3 separate regions of the Mus musculus genome follow, and all the other regions are linked to region 3. Evidence: chromatin contacts called from ENCODE Hi-C or POLR2A ChIA-PET data. All regions are on one chromosome and are shown on one strand. Each heading gives the region's core, a stretch centred on a gene start or an enhancer-like site at or near the end of the contact. The rest is flanking DNA. Distances are from core to core; before and after follow the strand shown.

Region 1 (4,194 bases), core at 37-2,536, 90 kb before region 3:
AGCTTGACATGGTCTCAGACCAGCTGCTAGGCCAGGCTTTGGCAGAGGACCACAGTCTGGTTTTTTTTTTTTTTTGTTAATCTAATCTGTTTGGAGACTCAGGTGCAAACTATTGCTTATAAACTAGTACCCTGGGCAATTTTGGACTTTTAGCCACATTTGGCCTCTTAAAGTATCTTACTAAGATTTGGTTTCATGCTTAAGCAAGCGGCATGGTAAGATAAGACTTTTTTAAAGCTGTAAGTTTTGTTGTTTGGCCTGGTTTCTGCCCATGGCAGTTAAGAAACAAAACACAGCTTCCCTGTCACATCCCTCCTACCCTAGTGCAAGGAAGAAGTGACACCCGTTTGCAGTGATCTGGGCCCAAGGCAGGCAGGATACTGTTCAGTGCCGGGGTGAAAGCTCTGTCCTTCCTTCTGCTTTTCTCAGTGGACAGTTTTCTAGAATGAAGTACCACTCAGCAGCTCCTCCTTTGGTAAGTGATAGGATGTCAGGATAAGGTTCACAGTCCCATACCAGCCCTCTGGGCAGCCTCTGCCTTTCCAAGCCTGTCTGTCTGCACCTATGCCCCCTTCCAAGCCTGTGTCTGGTCTCTGGGGCCCTCTGCTCTCACCTGAAATACTGTTCCACTCTTTCATGAACAGGACTCTGATCACATTGGCAGCAGTGAGCAGTAAATTTGAGTCGCACATCTGCAGCAGCAAGAGAGTATAATTTGCCTTAGTTCGGTGGGTGCTGTTGCCAAACCAGTAGAGGATCTCCTTCATCTTCCGTTCCACCGTTTTATCCAACATCTGGTTCAAGGAGGACTTTACAACCTCCTCCTCCTTCCCCCCCTTCCTACTGAGTTTGATCCGAGACCTGTTGTAGATGAAGTCCTTCCCCTGGGTGGTCTCTAGGATATTCTGGAAATACTGTAACAAATACAGGCTATTTAACTGCCCCAAGATGCTGACTAGAAATCTCCTCTGGGATATGTCGTTGACCCTCCGGAACCACTCTTTGGTGGCAAAGATCTTCCATGCTAAGACACAGGCTTCACACTTCTGGCACACGGGGACCCAGTTGGGTCCCTTTTCACAACGAAAATAGGGGGCCTGCTTGAGTTTTGGTTCCCTGTTTTCCATGACTCTGAGATGACATTCAGTTCATTTAAACCTTGCCCGTTAGCAACCCCACCAAACACCAGAGGGACAGGGTAAGCAGAGAAATAGCCTTTTTGGAGCCTCTTCGGGATGAACATCTGGAGAAACCGTAAGGCACTGCGATGGATGGTAAACTGATCTGACCCAGAAACTGCCTGTAGAAGTCTGGCTTTTTGTACTGACTTCCTTAGAAACATGGCTTTACCGTAAATCTCCTAACCCTGGCACCACAAAAGTAGAGACAGTTGCTGTATATTCTGGAAGAGCTGGTCATCTTATTTCTATAGCAGCTATTCTTTTAACCAAATGTAAAACATAACATGGCCCATTTAAAAAAAATGTTAGCATCTTTCAGTTGCTGTTATTAAGGACTTTTAAATATTCATAAATACAGCTTAGGTGTAATCTTCTTACATTTGTGGCTGTTAGAGTCTATTCCAGTGCCCTGCATATTATATTCAGTCTCTGGTTATCGCCACAGTAAAAGCACCTGTCTTAACAATAATGTAAATTATTTAATTATTCAGGGCTAGCTGTGAATCCACAGGGAACCACTCTCTGGTGCAGAATTTTCAGTTGTCCTGAGGATATGTTGGGAGTTGACTTGTTGTGTAGACACAGTCAGCTGCCTACCCATGTAGCAGAAGGTCTCACCATAGCTTTGTAATGAAGACTGTGAAGTCTGGGGTATGGCTTCTGAGTCTGGGCCCCAGCCCAGCTGCCCATTGCTCTACGAACACCAGCAGGTTGTTTAATGTTCTTCAGTTTCCTTGTCTGAAAGTGGAGATGGGGATGCTTTCTGCTTCACAGAGGATGAAGTGAGACGCTGTACACACAGTACTTAGGATGGGTGGGAACTGAGACACTGTGCACACAACGCCAAAAAGACTGCGTATCATAGCACAGTGTAAGTTAGGGCAGTGTAAGCCCTCACTACACACTGTCTCTCTGTTGTCACTGTCACCACTGCTAGATTCTCCATTTATTCATCGAAGATGTGTTCTAAGACCCCAGAGGATGGCAAAAGCTACAAGGTAATATCAACCCCTAGATAATGTGTATTCCTTTAATAAATAAGGCTAAGTAAGAAAAAATTCAGCAATAACTGTCTTAGCTCCTGTTTCTATTGTTGTGCTAAACACCACGACCCGAAGCAACTAGGGAAGGAGAGGTCTTGTGATGCTCACACTTCCACATCTCAGCTTAGCATTAAAGGAAGTTGGGGCAGGAACCTGGAGGCAGGAACTGGTGTGGAAGCCATGGAGGAGCATTGCTTACTAGCCTGCTGGTGTGGATTGCCCTGGTGATGTTTGTATTTTGATGTTAATCCTGCTTCCTCGAGAGTTGTTGTCCCCACCCTGCCCCTGACAAGGACTCTGTTGATCTCACTGGACCTTTTCCCCATTCTAACTGGTCAAATAAAGGCTAGAGCCTATGATTGGGCAGTGCAAGGGAAAGGTGGGACAGGAGGTTTCAGAGGAAGGAGGAGGAGAGAAGACAGAGGAGGAGGAGGTGGAAGCCAATATGGAGCAGAAGCACATGGCCCGGAGAAGCTGCAAGCAGCAAGGGGTCTCATAACTAGAGAATAAGTTAGTATAGTGATAGATCTGCCCAATCTAGGCATATAGCTTATCAATATAACTGGGTTATATGTCTTTTATACAGGCTTATCGGGGTTAGAAATTACCGCAACAGCTTGTTCCTTGTGACTTGCTCAGCCTGCTTACTTTCTCTCTCTCTCACTCCCTCTCTCTTTTTCTTTCTTCTCTTTTCTTTTTGTTGTGTTTTGTTCTGATTTTTGAGACAATGTGAACTCTCTTTGCAAACCAGGCTGGCCTTGAACTCAGAGATCTGCCTGCCTCTGCCTCCCAAGTGCTGTGCACCACCAAGGCCTGGCTCATCTTGCTTTCTTATAGAACCCAGGACCACCTGCCCAGAGGTAGCCCCACCCATGGTGAGACTGGCCCTCCCACATCAATCATCAATCAAGAAAAATCTCCCAGTCCAGGCCAGTCTATTGGGAGCATTTTCTGAGTTGAAGCTCCCTTTTCCCATATGACTCCAGCTTGACATAAAACTAACCAGTACAGCAACAACCAAGCCTGAACTAGAACAATGCACCGTAATATGTGATGGAGCATGTGAGTGATACCTCTCTTTCCAAATATTACCGTTTTATAGGACGGTACTAGCTTCCTTTTTATAAAGTTACTATTTTGAAGTCAGGGTCTGGCTATGTAAGCCAAACTAGCCTCAAACACATGTCCTTCTGCCTCTGCATCCCAGCTGCTGGGATCGCAAGCTCGCCTTTCTTGTGATGCTATTAATAATGGTTCAAACTCTACTGGAAGTCTCATCGTTGCTTTGGAGTGAAGTCTATGAAGTCTGGGGTATGGCTTCTGAGTCTGGGCAAAACAGTCTCTTTGCCTTTCCCCTTCTACCCACAGATGTGGCAGATGCAAAGCCTTTGAACCGACTTGTGTGTGCTGATATAGCAACACAAAACTGACTGAGACCGAGATAAGAATGTTGGTGTCTCATCGTCCACCACCAAGTCAGGGAGGTTTACTCAGAATTTGTGGTAAACAGCACCAAGTGGGGTTTGACTTCAAAAGGCTAAGATATGGCTAAATGAGGGCTGGCAGTGCTCACTGAGTTAAAGCTTTTGCTGATGACCCCAAAGCCCTGAGTTCTACTCCTGGAGCCAACCAGGTAGAAGGAGAGAAGCGACCCCTGCAAGTTGTCCCCACCACTTCTATATGTACCCAACATGCCTCATCACATGTGTGTGTGCACACATACACACATGAATGAATGAATGAATGAATGAATGAATGAAACAAAGGTGTGTTTTTAAAAATCAGGCAGTGGCTAAAATCACATCTAACTGCATCAAAGTGAGTTCCCATTGAGGTCCGGTTTGCTCTTTGCTTCGTTTTGAGGTAACTGCAACCAACAGCGGAACTTCCAAGGATTGAATAGTTGGCACACACCCCAACAAGCTCAGTGAAAATCCACAGCATGCTACAAAAATAGCCTTTTACTAACT
Region 2 (4,417 bases), core at 944-3,443, 120 kb before region 3:
GAGTCACAGAGAAAACTGAAGCTACTGGGGATACACTTAAATGGCTTTTGGCTCCTTCACAATGCTTTCTCTTCTTATCGGAGGCTGAATAACCACTATCGTGACTCTAGGACTTGCTCCATCATTTTCTTCCTATTCTTTCAAGTAGCTCTTTCTAATTAATATATAAAACCTCTCACACCAAATCGATGATCCTGGAAGAGGGATAAAGTGCTCCCAGGAGGATCCCAACGCCTGAAGAATGCTACTGCTAAGATGACTCCTAAAAGACTGCTGGGTTTCTAACACCCTTCTGTGAACTCCTAAGAACAGGTTGGGGTGTAAGTAATGGAAAAAGGCAAGAACAACGGATACAGAGCGGCAGGGAATGGAGAACTTCCAACTAGAATGGATGAGACCGAATTCCAAGTATGCACACGGGTTTTAAGGACAATGAATGGAGAGACATCCAAGATGTTATATGGAGAGTTTTTACTTTTTTAAGATTATAGAGTACACTTGTGGCCCCTTCTGCCTGTAATGCCAGCACTTGAAAGACTGAGTCAAGACAGTTATAATCAGTTGGAGAAGGGTGAAAAAAAAAGAAGAAATTAAAGCATGGCTTTGAGCTAACACCAACAAGATTTTGTGAGGGGCGGGGAAGGGGAGGGAACAATGGAAGGCTACCAACAGTGCAACTCATGAATGCTTCCCAGTGAACAAAGGTAAACCAGCTGTAACCCAACAGTGGAGTACACAGGATCCACAGAAGAACCTGTGGGTGATTAGCAAAGATGCAGGGAGGGGGTTGGTATGAAAATACCAGGGGGAGGGGCTGCTTCTAGGTAATAAGAAAGAAAATTATCAGACAAAAAACAACAACAACAAAAAAAAAAAACAACCAAAAAACACAAAAACCACAAGGGAACAGATGTTTAAGTCTGCAGAGAAATTTTAATGCACAGGTTGCCTGGGGGAAGGAAGGTAATGACTATAAAAAATGTCAAATGCCCAACAGGTGGAAGGACTTATGGTCACAGACCTAGGAGTAGGAAGAAGCGGATCTAAATGCACCTTCAGAGCTGAGCTGAAACCATCAATGAATTTTTTCTACTCCACATTTCCACAAAGTAGACTTTTCTTATCACAGATTCTAGTTGGCCCATCCTGAGACACTTGGTATGTCACTATGTCTTTATTATTATGATCTGAAAATATGTTGTTCCCCAACCTAACCTCTCCCCATCCCAACCCCCACCCCCAGCCATCCTGCCCTTTGCAGATCCCATCTCCTTGAACATCCCAACCTGACAATGAAACCCGTGTGACACAATCTACATGGGAGTTCACAGTAAAAAAAAAATTTTTTTTGTTTTTTTGTTTTGTTTTTTTGGTTTTTCGAGACAGGGTTCTCTGTATAGCCTGTATATCTCTGTATAGCCCTGGCTGTCCTGGAACTCACTCTGTAGATCAGGCTGGTCTCGAACTCAGAAATCCACCTGCCTCTGCCTCCCGAGTGCTGGGATTAAAGGCGTGCGCCACCACGCCCAGCTTCACAGTAAAATTTTAAAGGAAGAAAATATATTACATGTACTAATCTCTGGCCGAAGGACAATTGGCTACATCGACCTCTACGGGTACAAAGGCGATAACCATCGTGATTATCTGTGTACAGCGTAGTAACACTGGAACCCAAGGCTCTGGCAATCTCTCCCTACAGGATCGCCCTGAACTTGTGTATCAGGGCCCTACAGGCCATTCCCCTCATCCGGGCAGGCTATGGGAAGACGGGTTACCCCCGACCTCACACCCAGAGATCCTGCAGCGAGTGTGCTCCACACCCGCTGACAGGAGGCCTCTGTGCCTCCGGGGTCGCCGGTGCACCCTATCCCTCACAGTCCACAAACCCTCTAGCGACAATTTGCCCGGGGCTGGCCCTCCTACCCACCCACCTGCAGTTCCTACAGCTCAGGCAGTGGGCGGGCACACGGACCCAACAGCCTCGGGCGACTGGGCAAGACCCCCAGCCCCAACTCAAGCACCGGCTACCGGCGCTCGGCCGCCATCCCTCACCTGCGACAACATGACGACCCTGCGCCAACCCGCCCCCCACTTCCGAGAGCCACGACAGCAAAGCTGCCACGCGATCCAGCTCTACAGCCGACGTCACAAGCGCACCAGGAAGCCACTTGGTGGGAGGGCGCAACTCCAGAGACCGGAAGGCGATAGGCGGGTCCATACCTTGGGGCGGGGCTCCATAGTGGGCGGGGCGGAAAGAGCTGGTCCACGCGACGGACGCGGGCGGTAGGAGGCGGGGTGTGTGGGCGGGGCCTTGACGCAGAGACTCTGTAGGGGCTGAGGTGGAGGTGGGCGGGGCAAGCGTGAGCAGGGGCAAGGGCTGCACTTCTAAGGAAAAGCAAAACGCTTGGGAATAAACTGGCTAACTTAATGGGTTCTAAAGCGAAGTTTCTTGGGTTATGAATGGAAAATGTTTTTTGCTACCAAAGAAGTACAAACTGTGAGTCATTACCACCAGCAGGGACGCCCTGAGAGAGGCGGAGCTTTATAATTTAACCTTGTAAATGTATTGTATTTTAGTATAGTCTTTCTTAAGCGATTTAAATGTTAAAGAAAATTGAGAAATAAATGTGTCCTTGGAAAGAAATTAAAAAAAAAAAAACCGAGTAAGAAAGAGACAAGAAGACTAGCGTAAGCAGTGAGGGTACTGCTGTAAGGGGCATAACCTCAGAACAAGAAGAGAGGCCAGTATCGCGCCTCTGCCCTCCATGTACCAATTATATAACCAATCTCTATGTACATCCTTCCTCGGCTGTAAAGTGGGAAGGACGGTGATGGCTTTACAGAGCATTTAGTAAAGTGGCACAAATTTGCTTTTATTACTGTTTTAAGTCACCTGCTGATGGCATGATCATGCCTAGACCTAAAATTCAGAGATTTTTTTTTTTTTTTTTTTTGGTTTTTCGAGACAAATTCAGAGAGTTTAAAGCCATCTTTGCAACTGTAATGATAGAGATATTCTGTTTGCTCAACTATGTCAGACTGTTGGAGGCTCATGCAATGTCCCTCTCACCTTTTCTTAACTGAAGGGACTCTTCACAGAACCCGGGGTTTTATCTGGTTCTTTGCCAGGACTATGTCAAACCCAGTGTTACAATAATGAAGAAACATGGACCTAGTTCCCAAAAAAGAGAAAGCAGGCAAGGTAATTGCGCATCTTCGTGTGAAGCTGGACAAATGACCTATGTCCTAACCTGCTTGGACAAAGATTTTGGTGGCCCACCCTGTGTTGTGAGGTTGTGTGGAAAAAAAATTTTTTTGGTTCTCACTTTTTATATGAATGCAATTTGAATTCACTACCATATTTTAAGATATAGAGCATTTGACAAGAAAGTGAATTTCCCACTTGTTAGGATTTTTGTCTTCCTTTTTGGAGGACTGGTGTGTGTGTGTTGGGGGGGGGGTTCTTTGCTTGCTTTTGAAACAGGGTGTTGCCTCCTAGTACCAACTGACTAGATGCTCTGTCCTCCTGCCTTGCCCCTATCTCCCCTCACCCTCAAGAACTGGAACTTAATGACGGGGAAAGTCTGCCTGGGGTGTTGAGCCTCTATGTAGGGACTGTACTCTTTGTCCAGATCCTGAGCCCTTCTGTGAGCATATCCACCAGTGAGCCTGTAAACTACTCTTTACAAAATTACCTACCTTGCCCCTGACAGCACCCCCTGAGTATTTAAATAGGAGTCTCAATATACTTGAGAGTAAAGCCTCCTTTGTAGAAAATGAAGCGTATTTTCTTCATTTTTTTTCCTTTTCTTCTGATGGAGTGTGTTCTGACCCGTTAGATCACATGCAGTGTTCTAAATACAAGTCTGCCTTTTGATCTCCCCATATCCTTTACCAAAACTGAGTTTTAGTCTTTGCAAAAATACCAGGAGATTTTTATATAGTATCCTGATGGCTACTGTTCAAAAGTTTCTGGAAGCAACGATAGCCCTAAGTTGGTAGTGATGAATGGAGTCTAACTGCTCAGTGACCTTGCCTACACCTCACTAAGTGGAATGCTGGCACTCTCTCCCTGTCTCCTGGTGTCTTAATATAACCCTACTCATTCTTTGAGCCATAGAAAGCTTCATATGAATTGCCAAAGCAATGTCAAAAAAGAAAGGTCTGGACAACCAACACTCACTTAGTTTTCAGTTTGTTGTAATGCTGCTGTAATTTCTCAAGCCTGGTTTAGATAAACACATTTTGTCCAAGTTCGGGGGCTGCTGTTTTCCCTTCCTTCATGAAATTATCAATAGGGAGGCCTTTGATCTTACGGATCCACGCAGCTTTGCTGGCTTTTCCTGGGTCGACCTCTTTAGTGGATACACTGGCTTCATATTCCTTCATCTTGGCTTCAGCAAATTCTTTTTCCTCC
Region 3 (4,396 bases), core at 856-3,355:
ATTTCAGAGACTATCCAAGATATGGGAGTAGTTTAAAATTTTTTAAAAGGAGGAAGTAAATATGAGAGAAAGGAAAAGACTAAGAGTACAGGGGAGAGCATGAGAAGTGACCAGCAGTACAGTGAGGAATGCCTTACAGGAGACTGACTAAGAAATGAGATCCTAAACACCTAACAATGTACCCACGAAGGCGGAACCGACGTGAGACGCCAGAGTGGAGATTAAGTAATACGAATTAAAATGAATACTTGTGGGACGGATCGCTGGCACCGCTACAGTGAGTTGAAAGATGAAATTCTTAAGAGGCCTCTGGCTCTAGCCTGCCCCATTTGAACCTGTGGAGGGAAGAGGCCAGTGGGATCTATTCGATGCAGTCACATGAGAACAAATAAAGAGCTCTAGTGGCATTCCCGCAACATACAGACACAATGTGACCACATTGGGAAAAGGTATAAAAGTCTAGTGACACCCGTACCCCAAGATCATCTTCGGGGTCCTGACATGTTTAAGTTTAAATAGAGAATGGTTCTGGTTGTAGTCCACTTGTAAAAACAGTCGCAACTCCTTTCCTGCCTCAGCCTGCAGCGATCACAGGAGCTGTCCAGGGAGCAGCACCTCCTCTCCAGCCTTTCCAAAAAACAGCTCAGCCGCACATTGATGGCACCTCAACCTGTGTGGCCTGTGGCCTGGAAGATCTTCCCATCCTAACCCTTGGGCCCAACGCAGGGAAAGAGGGCTGAAAAAAGCTACCAATCCCTGAACAGAGAAACCCACCAATCCCTGAGCTCCCCCAAGCTCAGGACTTGAAATCCTACCAATCCTCAATCCGGAAATCTCTGTGGGGGTTCTCCTCCCGCCCCCCAAAAGCTCCGCCCCTAGCTGTGTAAACCCTGCTCTTGGTTCAACTTCTTGCTGTCCACTCCTGGGAGCAGTGGCAGCCACCCCTGGATTTGTCCCTCGTCTCCCTGGATTCATCCTTCCACTAGATCTCTTTCCTGAGATTTGCTGTCTGGTGGGACTCTCTTATCAGAAGCAGCCAAGAAGCAATGAAGAGAAGGGAAGAATGAGAAAAGGGGAGCAAGGCTGAGTGAGCCTCGTGAGCAACTCGGCTCAGCTGGGGAGACCCTCTCCTGGGAGCTGCAATGCCTCTGCTGAGGAGACTTCCTCTCAGAGCTGTGTGGTTCCTGGGCCGGGTGTCTCGGGATGCTCTTCCATCGGGATAACCTTCTCCCCTCTGAGCAGTGTGGCTCCTGGGTTCCTGAGTCCCAGGATACACTTCCAGACTGGTCAAAGTGTGAACCTGTCCATCATCAAAGATCCAGTCTCTTGTAGAAAGAAGATGGACCGGTATGATGTCAGAACTGTGTGAAATCTCTTTCCCGGACCTAAGTTTCCCCACTGGCTGGCACCAGACCCCTTTAGCATATTTTCATCCCTGTCAGGAAAGTTAAAGAACCAAAAATGATAGTGTAGATAGATATCGCCAGTTTTCCAATCAAGAAATTCAAAGCCAAGCAAAGTGTGGACATTCACCAACTCTCCTGGCTTCTGAGACTTTATAGGTGGCCTCTCTGCTCTCTGGGTGCCTTTCTTTAGCAACACAGAGGTGACCTTAGAAAAGATCTTGCCAAAGGTTCCTAGTGCTAGAGAGTGACACGGCCGTGGCCTCTAGACACAAACATTCCAATGTGATTGTATTTCTTAGATTGCGCGGAAGGTTGATAATCAGTAAACTGTTCTTAATCGCGAGGAAGGTTAAATGAAGAGTCTCTGAATGAAGGTTAACGTTGGCCGCCTTGCGGCGCGGTTCCGTGCTCACCGAGCGCCCTCTGCCGGGCACACAGCGGCCGCCAGGTACTTCTGCCCGGGTGCAGACGGGGGTGCGCTTTCCCTTCGTGAGTGCACGGCCTGGCCGATCCGGACCTAGCCTATCGGACCCTCCCATCCCTGAGGAGAGCGGCCTGGGCCACAGAGGCGGGATGCTGTAGGTCTCCCCTGCGCCCTCTGGTGGAGCGGAGCTTCAGAGCTGCAGCGTCACCAAGACCTCAGCCCTACCCGGGCCGGAGCAGCGGACCGCGTCAGAGAGGAGGGTGGACAATCCAAGGCCAGCCTCACCGGAGATGGCTTAGCCTGAGAGCTGAGCTGCATTCCTTCACCGGGCAGCTTGCACTGGCTGGCTGATTTTAAGCCATTTCAAATGATCCCTTTTTAAGCCATTTGTCATTCCCTGGCACGATCGTGGAATAGAATAATGTGCATTGGTTGGGACATGCTGGACTGGTCCAGGGTGCTGTAAGCGCTGCCAGAGCGTGCACCCTTCCTTCTTTACTTTTAAATGCACTGATACGGGAACCACAAGTGAGGTTTCTCCTTAAGTCTGTTGATAATTGTGCAGTAGATGGAAGAAACTCTTGTAGTTTCTAAAAGAATTTACCTAATACTCATAGAGTAGATGTTAAGTCAAACTCAGGTAGACGAAGAAAGGGTGCAGAGCTACAACATTCCAGTTCTCCAGAATCACTAAAGTTTATTATTAATCGATCCGCCTTGTTTGTACAATCTTTAACACAGGTGTGTCTTTTTTTTTTTTTTTTTTTCTTTTTTCTTTCTGGAAACTTCAGGTCACAAACAGGCTAAACACTGTGTCTAGCTGTGTGGCTTGTGTCTTGGTTAAAGGGATAAGATGCTGCAAGGGTGGTTAGCACTGGCCACTTTTGTTCTTTGAGACAGCTTTAGAGAACTTTTTAAATTTTGTGTATTGGAATAATAATGCCCATCAGATTAGTGTAAAGATTAAATGAGAATGTGTTTTTAAAGTTGCTTGTGCAATGTCAGACCAACCAGCTGTGACTACATTTAATAATCTTATGAACCCTAGATCTCCGGGGGCGGGGGGGAGAGACAAGTTGGATCTCACTGATGTTGCAGGGGTCTTCCCTGTGTTTCATGGGGCTCATCCCTGTGTTCCCTCATGGGAGCCCTGTCTCAGGGTTCCTGCGTGGTGAGTCTGAAGTTTCTAAGGCAGGACTGGTTTGCACGGTTTACCACTCTTCCCTACATTCCTCTCGGCAGGACAGCCACCCTTTCAGAAAGCAGAAGCAGAGATGGCTGCTGGGATGTTTGCAATTGGACCCCTGGTAAGTCGGGGTCTACTGGTTCCTGCCTGCTGCGTTGTCTGGGGGGCATCTACTGTTCTGGAATCTCGAAGCTTCTCTGCCTCACCCACACTCCTTCAACTGAGACCAGAGCCACATTTTTTGACCTATAAAAAATGGGGCCACCCCAATAAAAGTTATTATGTGTAAAAGAAAGTGCTCTCTGTTGGGGGGACAAAGGCCCGTGTAACCACTGAGCACTAGGGAGCCAGGAATGCTAAACACACCCGAGCACCTCCTCAATGCAGGAAATAAAAACCTGGTTTTCACCCCCAGAAGACTTGGAGTGGATATTGTTGACATCTGGTGACCTTTTTGCTATCTATGGTGACCTGATTTTTCCATGTTCTAATAATCAAAATGTATGGTGTTTTCAGCACTAGGGTCTCGCTGTCAAGTTCTTGGAAGCAACCAAGAGCAGTGGCAATAGCTGGCATTGTTCCTTTTGAACTCGGTTGGGTGGTTTAACTCGGCTGTTCTGGCTCAAACTCCTCTCCGAGCTGACTGATTCACACTGGCTTCTCTGGGCTTCTCCTGAATTGCTGTTTAGCCTCAAACTAACTGTGTCGATCTCTTCTGGTCCTCTGGTGAGAGAACAAATATTCTGGGTTCAGACTCCATCTTAGAGAACTTGACCTAAGGTTCAACTCAAGCTAATTAACAAACAGGCATCTAGCACTAGTTTCTAGGTTATCCACCAACAAGACCTAAGTTTAGCACCAGTTTCCAGGTTGTTCCCTAACAAATCTACACCCCCCAGGTTACAAGCCTGCCCCTGACACTTCACTTCCTAACAACCACCAATCAGGAGGAAAACAGAAGTTAAGTTTCTGATTTGACTTTCAGCACCAGCCAATTATGTTAAAGGCCATAATGGCCTCCTAATCAAATGTGTACCTGGCTAATACCCCATTCTTGCCTCTATAAATGCTTGCCTGAAACTGGGCTCTGGGCCTCCTCCCATTCTTCTGTGTCAGAGATGGTAGTGTGGCCCAAGCTTAAGCTTAAATAAAGAGACCCTAATTCGATTACATTGGAATGGGCTCCTTGGTGGTCCTTTGAGGGTTCACGAGCATTCCTGGTACAGCACTGGCTCCTCATTGTCTGACTCATTCTGACTCACCTGTGCTTAGCCTGTTCTCTCCGTAAACCTCCCCTGGTTAAACTGCCTCTTCCCGCTCTGCACTGCCCCTCAAGTAGCTTCCCCTTCCTCTCTCTTCTTGTGAGACTTGGACAGATCC

Evidence for each region. A loop is a pair of places that touch in the nucleus more often than their neighbours do. ChIA-PET counts read pairs that join two places held with the same protein, here RNA polymerase II (POLR2A).
Region 1: a map of gastrocnemius shows a loop between it and region 3 (5-fold over the local background). The contact joins the promoter of Fbxw10 here to the promoter of Zfp286os in region 3. A Hi-C loop is called at or near these places in 19 of 37 maps with a recorded cell type or tissue (CH12.LX, Patski, T-helper 17 cell and 5 more). POLR2A ChIA-PET finds 5 or more read pairs at or near these places in 2 of 5 experiments (Patski and embryonic stem cell).
Region 2: a loop to region 3 is called in a map of T-helper 1 cell, with 3 times the contacts of the local background. The contact joins the promoter of Tvp23b here to the promoter of Zfp286os in region 3. A Hi-C loop is called at or near these places in 3 of 37 maps with a recorded cell type or tissue (T-helper 1 cell, T-helper 2 cell and regulatory T cell). POLR2A ChIA-PET finds 5 or more read pairs at or near these places in 2 of 5 experiments (both embryonic stem cell).

Annotation. Positions count from the first base shown.
Region 1 is chr11:62,844,215-62,848,408 of GRCm38, reverse strand. Fbxw10 (F-box and WD-40 domain protein 10) reads right to left here and starts at 1,286. Exons shown (of 13, transcript NM_001033669.2): 1 at 614-1,286. The coding sequence starts at 1,127.
Region 2 is chr11:62,877,231-62,881,647 of GRCm38, reverse strand. Tvp23b (trans-golgi network vesicle protein 23B) reads right to left here and starts at 2,193. Exons shown (of 7, transcript NM_026210.5): 1 at 2,053-2,193. The coding sequence starts at 2,064. Fbxw10 (F-box and WD-40 domain protein 10) reads right to left here. Exons shown (of 13, transcript NM_001033669.2): 13 at 4,186-4,417. The coding sequence ends at 4,231.
Region 3 is chr11:62,754,529-62,758,924 of GRCm38, reverse strand. It overlaps Zfp286os (a long non-coding RNA gene), which reads right to left and starts at 2,105. Exons shown (of 3, transcript XR_879919.3): 1 at 1,820-2,105. It also overlaps a transcript of Zfp286 not described here.